Linked DNA regions of Homo sapiens: region 2 is linked to region 1. The links are chromatin loops, found by intact Hi-C in ENCODE. Cell type or tissue: CD4-positive, alpha-beta T cell. All regions are shown on one strand. Each heading gives the region's core, and the rest is flanking DNA. Links, peaks and the distances in the headings are about the cores only.

Region 1 (5,390 bases), core at 83-5,082:
GAACTAGCTGGGCTGTTCTGAGTATAAAATAAATAAGTTAATAATTGCAACGAGCATGGAGATACAACTGGCTCATAGTAAGAGTTCATTAAATATTAGCCATTACTATAAACCTGAAAATGCCATGATTTTCCCTCACCTTTAACTAATAGTTAATCTGAGTATAAGATTCTAGATTTGAAATCATTTTCTCTTAAGTTTTGTGGAAACTCATGTGTTGCTCTTCAGATGCTTAATTCTATTTCCTTTGTGGGTAGTCTGCTTTTAAATGTTTTAACCATTCTGAGATATTTTAGCATTTTCTCTTTTTTACTTTATTTTATTTTTAGGCGACAGGGTCTCGCTCTGTCACCCAGGCTGGAGTGCAGTGGCGTGATCATAGCCCACTACAGCTGCCATCTCTCAAGCGATCCTCCCACCTCAGCCTCCTGAATAGCTGGGACTACAGGAATGCACCACCATGCCCAGCTAATTTTTTAATTTTTGTTTTTAGTAGATATGAGGTCTTACTATGTTGCTCAGGCTGGTCTCAAGCTCCTGAGCTCAAGCAATCCTCCTGCCTTGGCCTCACAAAATGCTGGGATTCAGGCGTGAGGCACCATACCCAAGCAGCATTTTCTCTTTATACTCAAAGTTCTAAAATTTCACCAGGATATGTCTAGGTGTAGTGTTTTCCTTTTATATTCATTAATGCTCAGAGAACTCTTTCATTTTGAGGATTCTAGCTTTTCTCCCAGGGACATTTTATTCTATTAATATATGTACAGTCTCCATTATATTATTTGTGCTTTCTTTTATAGTAATATCTAACATTTTCATAACTTTGTTTTCTTTCTTTATTCTTTTTTTTTTTTTTTTTTTAGAGAGATGGGCTGTCAGCATATCGCACAGGCTGAGGCCAGAGGATGACTTGAGGACAGGAATTCTCATGTGATCCTCCTGCCTCAGCCTCCCAAGTAGCTGGGATTACAGGTGCAAGTCATTTCATCTGGTTACAACTTTATTTACAAGATCACTAATTTGAGCTTTAACCTTGTTTATTATGTTCTTTTTGTTTGTTTTGAGACAGAGTCTCACTCTATCACCCAGGCTGGAGCTGGAGTGCAGGGGTGTGATCACAGCTCACTGCAACCTCAAACTCCTGAGCTCAGGCAATCCTCCCACCTCAACCTCCTGACTAGCTGGGACTATAGGTGCTTGCCACCATACTGGCTCATTCTGTTAATTCTATAATTTAGCTGTTCTATTTTTTTCTTTTAACAATCATATTTTGAGGCCTCTTCTTTTCTTTTTTTTTTTTTAAGACAGGGTCTCACTGCATCACCCAGGTTGGAGTGCAGTGGCACAATCACGGCTACTGCAACCTAAACCTCTGGGCTCAAGCGATCCTTCCACCTTAACCTCCTGAGTAGCTGGGACGACAGGTAAGTTTTACCACACCTGGCTAATTTTCAAATTTTTTGTAGAGATGGGGTTCTTGCTATGTTGCCCAGACTGGTCTCAAGCTCCTGGACTCAAGCAATCCTCTTGCCTTGGCCTTCCAAAGTGCTGAGATTACAGATGTGACTGACTGTGCCACTTATTTTCTTATTGATCTTTTAATAGCAGCCTATTTTTGTTCTAATCTTGCAATATCTTCCTAAATCTCCTTGAGAATACTATCTTTAATTTACAAAGGTTTTTTTTCTATTCCTTGCATCATCTCTTTCTTCTGAATTAATTGTTTGTTGCTTATTGATATTGATATTGATCTTTTTCTTTTTGTTATTAGTTTTCCTCAAAAGGACCATGTTAATTAGTATAGGTGGGCAGCTGAGCTTGCTTTACAGTTGTATAGATCTGATTACCCAACAACCTTCTTCCCTGACAAGCAGAGTTCTTTGGGCAAGAGGGTAGTTCCAGTGGATGCAGGCATCTCTTATAGTTCATAGACAGGGAGGCAATTGCCAATCAGCAAGGAGGGCTTGACTCTTGGGGATGAGCTGATTCTAGCTCAGTCAATCAGTGTTCTAGAGCCTCTAGATTCAGCACACATGCTATGTTCTCTTGATTTTTGTTTTGGCGGTCCACTTTAGGCTCTTTTCTACTTTTTCTCCAGTCCCAACAGCCATACCCAGTAGAAATGAAAATGCTCAACTGGCTGCTCTCTGCTCATATGAGAGGAAGTTGAGGAGCTTAGTGGTTCCTCAAAATTTTTGCCGTTCAGCCCAAACATCTTGATCTTTGTACCTGCTGACTGTGAACTTGGATTCTCTAGAAGCCTACTCTGGAAGAATGTCTCCTACCTCCTCTGTAGTTTTATTCTATGAGCATTTGGAATCATGATTTCTTCTCTTTGTTTTCTCTGACCATTTGAGCCCATTTGCATTCCAACTTCTAGAAAAACATAATTTCTTACCTGCTGAAGGCACGCTTTATTCCATGGATTTATTCCATTTCACATTATTCCTGAAATTGAATCAGGTCATGAGAGAGTTGGAAAATGTATGCTCATTCACTCATCTTGAGCCAGAACTTTCACACTAATTTTAAAAAATTAATCTTTAAAATCTATTTAATCTTTTGAATAGATAATACATAATACATTCACATCAATCAAAATCACAAGATATAAAAAGGTACTGAATGGAATAGGAAATGATTGCTCCACACTGGTAGTAAGCGTATATGCACGGGCTCCATGGCAACAGTGCAGACAAGAGCATCAGCTTCAGGGCAACCTGTGCTCCTCCTTCTGGACAGCGCTCAGCTCTACACAGTCTCAACAGCTGCAGCTTCACAACAGCATGAACCACGTTAATTAATACAATATACATGCATTGGAGAATATAGACCATTTCTCTGACTATACGCAAGAAAAACTTATCTGGCTGATTAATTCACTAACTGTAAGTAACTTATACAGACTAGTTGGTTTGCAAGTTTGAGGTGTGTGTGTGTGTGTGTGTGTGTGTATAAAGATAAATGTATATATAGTGTTATAAATGCATAGCTCTAAATTATGTACTTTTATATAAATATGACACTATATATTATATATCATAACATATAGACAATTATTCTGACATGGACTACAAATTTTTTTTGGTTTTACTTTTTTTTTTTTTTTTGAGATGGAGTCGTGCTCTGTCACTAGGCTGGAGTGCAGTGGCATGATCTTGGCTCACTGCAACCTCTGCCTCCCGGGTTCAAGCGATTCTCCTGCCTCAGCCTCCTGAGTAGCTGGGATTACAGGCGCGTGCCACCACGCAGGGCTAATTTTTGTATTTTTAGTAGAGATGGGATTTCACCATGTTGGCCAGGATGGTCTCAATCTCCCGATCTCATGATCCGCCTGCCTTGGCCTCCCAAAGTGCTGGGATTACAGGCGTGAGCCACCGCACCCGGCCTGTTTTACTTTTTTAATCTGCATTTTGTATGTTTTCTCATGCAGCTGTTTTTCTTTATGCTTAAATTTACCTTTTTTAAAATAATCCAGATTTTATTTCATAAAGACCATCCCTACCCTGGAATTACAGAAAATTATCCTGTGTTTTTCTATTCCTTTTACAGTTCTACTCTTCTACATTAGAAGTTTTACCATATTGGGTTTGGCTTCGTGTTAAATGTGTGAGGTTTTAATCCAACTGTATTTTTTCCAGATGGCCACCCATCTGTCCCAATAATTTATGCACTCAGTTTTGATTTTGGCATCTGGACCATTTTCCCCAACAATGGTCAACCTTTTAACATTCCAAATATGAGCCTGAGCAAAATGGCAGAATCTCTTTCAAGTAGAATGACTTTGAAGTCAGAAGCAAGGCCAGCAGAGGAAGACAGCCGTGAGATTCTAAGCCAGCAAATGCCAGCACTGGAAGCCACTGGCACAACTGATGAATCCTCTTGGACCCAGTGGGCTCCTTCACATGACGTCACACTGGAGTGAGCTCCTTTACAGTAGGTTCTCCTGGGACATGGCCTGCTGCTGTCCTGAAGAGGAGATCTCTTATGCATTGGATTTTCTGTTGGTTTTTAATAGCATAGGCCTAATAGAGACCTAGATGCCATGATATTCATTTTTCCATTTTCCCTGTGCATTTGCAACAGTTATCTTTGTCTATCATAGAAAACCCTTTGGTCAAAGGTAAGAGTAGATTAGAAGTCTTTTTCTTGTCAACCTCAGGAGAGCACGAACAAGCCTCCCATACAGGGAATTCTCCGTCAGGAATTTCTTTGGTTGTGACTTCTTTTCCTGGCAAGATGACTGTGATTTGCCTTCACACTTACACATTCTCTGTTAAAAGGTACAGTGTCTGATTGGGCCTGTGGCACTCTTTTATGTTGTTTCAATTTTTACTTATTCTACATAGTTTACAAAGGGTTGAGTTGCTTCTGGGGCCCTCAGTACCACAACTGGAGGTATGGTCAATGGACTCTTCCTACTCTGGAATTGTTGGGGGGTGGGAGAGCACTTTCTGAAAGCATTTGAAAAAGACAGATACATTTTTCTACACAGAATATTTCTCCCCGTATCTATCCAGGAAATGAATATGTTGGAGCTGAAAGGGAGAACATGGGATCAATTTGGGGACGTTTATTCATGTTTTTTTTTAGAAACTAGCATCATAGATTAGGTTCGTTTTTGTTCCTGTATCTTAATTACCATGACTCTTTTAGATTGCATGAAAAGCGATTATTTCCACCTCATTGTTTTCACCGCAGAGTCTATCTGTACTCATAATTAGACCTGGGATGTTAGAAGATGAAGAGTAGCGTGAAACAAAGAACTGAAAACTATGGGTGACATTTTACTTTCTGAAAACTTTTAAAACCTTAGAAAATCCTTCTCATGTGCTTTGAGGGAGAAATTTCTTCTGTCATCTTCTATTATTGGGTGACTAATGATTTAAAACTGGTTTAAACTGCACAGTAGCCCTGCAAATGTGGCATTCTCCTTTCTATTGCCTGGTTTGGCAAGAATGCTCAGCCAGCAAATAAAAACTCTGGCCAGCGTGGTAAGGTAACATAGGAAGGAAAATTAGAAGAGGCCAACTACGCTTTTATCATACAATAAATTTCTTACTATGTGGGAAAAAAATTTTCAGGTATAATAAATATAAAAGGACCTGAATTTAGGTTAACTGTCCAATAATTAATGTAGATTCAGGGGCACAGTAATACAAGGTATGAATTTGATAAATAAAATTATGGAAGTATAGATTTCATTCATCCTCTGAGTGCTTCACTTTTCTCCCCTCCCCTCCACTTCCCTCCCCTTTCGTCTCCTATTCTCTCCTCTCCTCTCCTCTTTTCTTTTTTTCTCAGCTCACTGCAACTTCCACCTCCCAGGTTCAAGCGATTCTCCTGCCTCAGCCTCTCAAGTAGTGCTAAGTTTTGTATTTTTAGTAGAG
Region 2 (5,390 bases), core at 200-5,199, 91 kb before region 1:
ATTGCAGATGTGCAAATGGCAAAAGAACTAGAATTAGAAGTGGAGCCTGAAGATGTGACTGAACTGCTGCAATCTCATGATAAAACCTGAATTAATGAGGAGTTCCTTCTCAGGGATGAGCAAAGAAAATGGTTTATTGAGATAGAATGTATTCTCGGTGAAGATGCTGTGAACATTGCTGAAATGACAACAAAGGATTTAGAACAGTATATAAATTTAGTTGATAAAGCAGTGGCAGGGTTTGTGAGGACTGACTCAAATTATGTTCTACTGTGGGTAATTTGCTACCAAACAGCATTACATGCTACAGAGAAACCTCTCGTGAAAGAAAGAGTTGATCGATGCAGCAAACTTCATTGTTGTCTTAAGAAATTTCCACATCCACCCCAATCTTCAGTAACCACCACCCTGATCAGTCAGCAGCCATCAATATCAAGGCAAGACCTTTCACCAGTAAAAAGATTATGACTCACTGAAAACTCAGATGATTGTCAGCACTTTTCAGCAATAAAGTATTTTTGTTTTCTTTTTTTTGAGACAAGGTATCATTCTATTGTCCAGGCTAGATGGAGTCCAGTGGCACAATCATGGCTCACTGCAGCCTCAACCTCCCAGGCTCAAGCAATCCTTCCACCTCAGCCTCCCAAGTATCTGGGACCACAGATATGCACCATCATAACCAGCTACTTAAAACATTTTCTTTTGTAGAGACAGGGTCTCACTACGTCTCAAACTCACTAGGCAGCTTGAGACTGCCTAGGTTGTCTCAAACTCCTGGCCTCAAGCAATCCTCCTGCCTCAGCCTCACAAAGTGCTGGGCCTACAGGCGTTGAGCCACCACACCTGGCCGTACATTGTTATTTGAGACATAATGCTACTGAACAATTAATATACTACAGTATAATATAAACATAACTTGTCTGTGCACTGGGAAACCAAAAAATTCACTCTCATTTTACTATCATATATATTAATGTGGTGGTCTGGAATCAAACCCACAGCATCTCTCAGGCATGTCTGTATTACTCTCTCAAATCTTACCCTACACAAGACTCTCTAGTCTCATATTGTAGCTTGTGAAGACAGATAGGGAGACATTAGTGTCTATTTTACTTAAAAACAACTTCAAGTACTGCATAGAATTGCACAAAATGACACATTTACCACAATGTTAATTAATATTCTACAACTACAACTGACTCTTGATGCTTGTTTAATAAAACCACACAAAAAAATGTTAAGCTTTAGGGACAGACGAATGAAATGCTATACTATTAATTCTGTAAGTTAGAAATTTTCAATTCTTTCAGAATTTCCCAAATTAGATTTCCCACTTGCTGAGAGGCCTACCATACCCACCTGAGTTCATAAGAAGCTCCCCAAGTGACAGGAGATCCTAATTCAGTTCAGCTACAATGTATCAGATGCCAAAAAGTGCATTGCCATTAAAAAAAAAAAATCCTTGACCCCAAGACTCTGATAGTAAACTAGGAGCAGTACACTATAACTCACAAAACTAAACTCTAATTCTGCACTAGCAATGGTACTTACAGGCTTTTTCCCTGATCTACAAGAGGATAATACCTATTTCCTAGAGTTGTTGCAAAAATCCACTGAGATAAATATTTGTAAAAATAAACTATAAACTGTACAGCAACACACACGTTATTACAAAAAGATACATTAAAGAATTTTTTAAATAAAAATAAAAAGCCACAATCCCACAACTACCCTAACCATTTTCATATTTTTATTCCCTTGAAGTCCTTATCTTCAAATACTTTTTAATAAAATTATATTCATGTGAATTGGGGGAAGACAGTATAATATGCCTAGATTCCAGGTTTAAATACTAGGTCCAGCCGGGCACGGTGGCTCACGCCTGTAATCCCAACACTTTGGGAGGCTGAGGCGGGCGGATCACAAGGTCAGGAGTTCGAGAACATCCTGGCTAACACGGTGAAACCCCATCTCTACCTAAAATACAAAGAAAAATTAGCTGGGCATGGTGGCGAGCGCCTGTAGTCCCAGCTACTCGGGAGGCTGAGGCAGGAGAATGGCGTGAACCCGGAAGGCGGAGCTTGCAGTGAGCCTCGATCGCGCCACTGCACTCCAGCCTGGGTGACAGAGCGAGACTCCGTCTCAAAAAAAAAATACTAGATCCAGAACTTACTGTGTGAACCTGGGCAAGGTTCTTAAACACCTTTGTCCTGTTTTCTCATCTATAATACCAGGATATTAACAGTATCTATGTCATAGGGAGGTGTGAAGAGAAAATGAGTTACCACTTGGTGCAGTGCCCGGCACATGGCAAATTAAATAAATGTTAGCTAAAAAAATATAAACTTAATAGTCTGCTTTTTAAAAGATTCAACATGGTATCATAAACCAAAAGTATACTATTAAAGTTTCATAAGAAAAATACTTAAAAAAAAAACTTTAGCATATGTTACATTGACTGTTTTTAAAACATATCTCCCTACCATCCCTTTGTCTAGATATTTACAGTAATAGAATCAGGCTGGGTGGGTGGCTCAGGTCTGCAATCCCAACACTTTGGGAGGCCAAGCCAGGAGGATCACTTGAGGCCAGGAGTTGGAAACCATCCTGGGCAACACAGAAAGCCCTGGTCTCTACAAAATCTTTACACATCAGCCAGGTATGGTGGCACACACCTGTAGTCCTAGTTACTAGGGAGGCTGAAGTAGGAGGATCTCTTAAGCCAAGAAGGTTGAGGCTGCAGTGAACCATGATTGCACCACTACTCTTCATTCTCCAGCCTGGGTGGCAGAGCAAGATCCTGTCTCCAAAGGAAAAAAAAAAAAAAATCAAACCAGAATCTATCTATTACTTCATACTTCCAGTAGAGGTCTCCATCTAAAAAATTATGTACTAGACTAACCTTTAAATGAGTATCCTTGGTTATTTAAAAAAAAAAACAACTATCAAATATATAAGCTTTATCAAATATGTAAGTTTAGGTTTTTACGAGTAAAATATTTAATATAAAGAATATTTGCAGTAAAAAGTGTTTTTTCTCTCTTAGTATAAGTCAGCAGAATCATCTTAACATAAAACCAGGCCAGGCGCAGTGGCTCATGCCTGTAATCCCAGCACTTTGGGAGGCCAAGGCGGGCAGATCACTTGAGGCCAGGAGTTCGAGAACAGCCTGGCCAAATGACGAAACCCTGTCTCTACTAAACGTACAAAAAAATTAGCCAGGCATGTTGTTGTGTGCCTGTAGTCCCACCTACTCAGGAGACTGAAACATGAGAATCACTTGAACCCAGGAGGTGGAGGTTGCAGTGAGCCGAGATTGCGCCACTGCATTCTAGCCTGGGTGACATAGTGAGACTTTGTCTCAAAAATAATAATAATAAATAAAGGCCCCGTTTTATATAGCAAAGAAATCTCTGATAGTCTTCTAAAATTATTCCTTTTAAAACAGAATGGAGTGGTTAGTGTAATAAATGCAGATCTGATTTGGTTTCTACTTTTCCCTTCCATCATTCAGTAGTAATAATCTTAGGCAAGTCAATTATCCCCACGCAGGCCTACCTGGAAAAGTATCCTTATTTCTACCCTTCCAGAAAGCAGAGGGCTAGACCATCTTCTTAAAATCCTTTCTAGTATTAAGACTGACGATACTACAAATCAATAAATAAATTCAGTAGCCATATCCAATTATAGCTAACTACACACTTCTTGCTCCTGTCTTTAGGAATCTAAATTTTCAGGTGCTGAAAGCTATACTACTGGGCTTCTACAAAACATTAAGTTTGTATACAATAGCTAATATCCACTTCAACTTAGCCCTTTAAATATGTAAGGCTTGGTAAATTCCTATAAGACTGGTTATGAGCAAGAACTGATCAATAAATCACCAAACAGTTTGCTTAAAACTCTAAAGAGTGCTGCTTACACACACACGTGCCTGCACAAACACACACATTTAAGCTAACCTCCATAGTTTATAAAGAGGGGGCCAAAGAAGGAGGGATGTTCCAAGCAATTCTCAGAACTAGGAAGATTTTTTCAATAACCAAATTATGATTAATTGTGAGGATCAAATATACTATGTAAAAACATAACACATTTAATTTAGCATTGATGAATTTAAATGGATTCACGCAAACAAACATAAGATTTCTGACTGTGATTAAAGTACAAATTTGCTTTTCTTCTTTAGGGGGTTCATTAACCTATAATGAAGACTTGTAAGACTAAAATAATTATTTCTCATCTTGAGAATATAAAAATCAAGCAATAATTTAAATTATTGCCTTATTATTAAATATCAAGTAATGTAATCAATGGCCAGCAAAGAACAAAAGAGCAAAAACTGTTTCATAGATAGAAAAAGAAAGATAATTTTCCTCCAAATTTATCAGCACTGTAGCTGACTTGTATTTTTGTGTTAAATTCTTGGAACATAAGAAACACTCATATTCAAATATAAGGTGCAAAAATGGAATTTTAAAAATGTAATGTTCATCATTAGCCCCTCTCTTAAATATAGATAATACCTATGGATTAAAAAAAAGATACTAAACTGTAGTAGATAACACAAAAAAATCACTAAATCTGATTTCTAAGTCTAACAATACCACTCATTAAATAAACAGATAGATGAATACTTTCATATATCACAGGATTACTAAAATTAAAGTCAATAGTTAAGATTGCATCAAAACATATAACAGGCAGTATCTTAATGAGGAAATGTCAGAAGCATCAAACTAAGGTCAGCAACAAGGCAAAGAAAAGATGTTTCCATTTTCCCTACTAATTAACATTGCATGGATATACTGGCCAATGCAATTAGACAAAAGAAAGTAATTTGATGCATAACTTAGAAGAGTAAAACAATCCCTATTTGCAGATGACACACCAAGTATACAGGTAAAATTCTAAAAAAAAGAAAAAAAAATCAATCATAAAATCAAAACTATAAAACAATTTAGTAAGGCAGCAGGTTAGAAAATATAAAAGTTCAACAGCTTTTATATAAATAAATGATAACAAGAAAACATGAAACAGAAAACCACATTTTCAATAGCAACAACAATAACAATATCCCTAAGAATAAACTTTAGAAATGTTCAAACCCTATATAAAGAAAACTTTAGGCTCTGAATGACACAAAAAGATGTGAACAAGTGGAAAGACTTCCATTGCTCTTTGATAGGTCAACTCGGTATCATCACAAAATCAGTCCTCCAACTTATAAATTTAATGCAACCCCCATAAAAAGACCAACAAGCTTTTTTTTTCTGGAACTAGAACAAACTGATACTAAAGTACACATGGAAAAATAAACATTAAAGAATAACCTTGTAAAAAAGAACTATGAGATGGGATTGGCACTATCAAAGATGAAAACATGTTAA

Evidence for each region. Hi-C counts contacts between places; a loop is a spot of excess contacts. Peaks named below come from ENCODE experiments on the same cell type or tissue, not always from the same donor. Only the 100,000 strongest peaks of a DNase experiment are listed, where the experiment ranks them.
Region 2: it touches region 1 in a loop (15-fold over the local background); 6 of 110 quality-filtered maps call a loop at or near these places.

The regions. Positions count from the first base shown.
Region 1 is chr12:45,652,728-45,658,117 of GRCh38, reverse strand. No RefSeq gene overlaps it. Among named protein-coding and RNA genes, the nearest start is that of LINC00938, 72 kb to the left of the region's middle. RefSeq lists a silencer at 2,648-2,737. In CD4-positive, alpha-beta T cell, for the core only: no CTCF peak of the experiment used is centred there; a DNase peak (open chromatin) is centred at 2,707.
Region 2 is chr12:45,743,539-45,748,928 of GRCh38, reverse strand. The region is part of intron 3 of ARID2 (AT-rich interaction domain 2); the gene reads right to left. Among named protein-coding and RNA genes, the nearest start is that of ARID2, 17 kb to the right of the region's middle. In CD4-positive, alpha-beta T cell, for the core only: CTCF peaks have their summits at 2,652 and 2,894 (motif pointing right); a DNase peak (open chromatin) is centred at 2,798.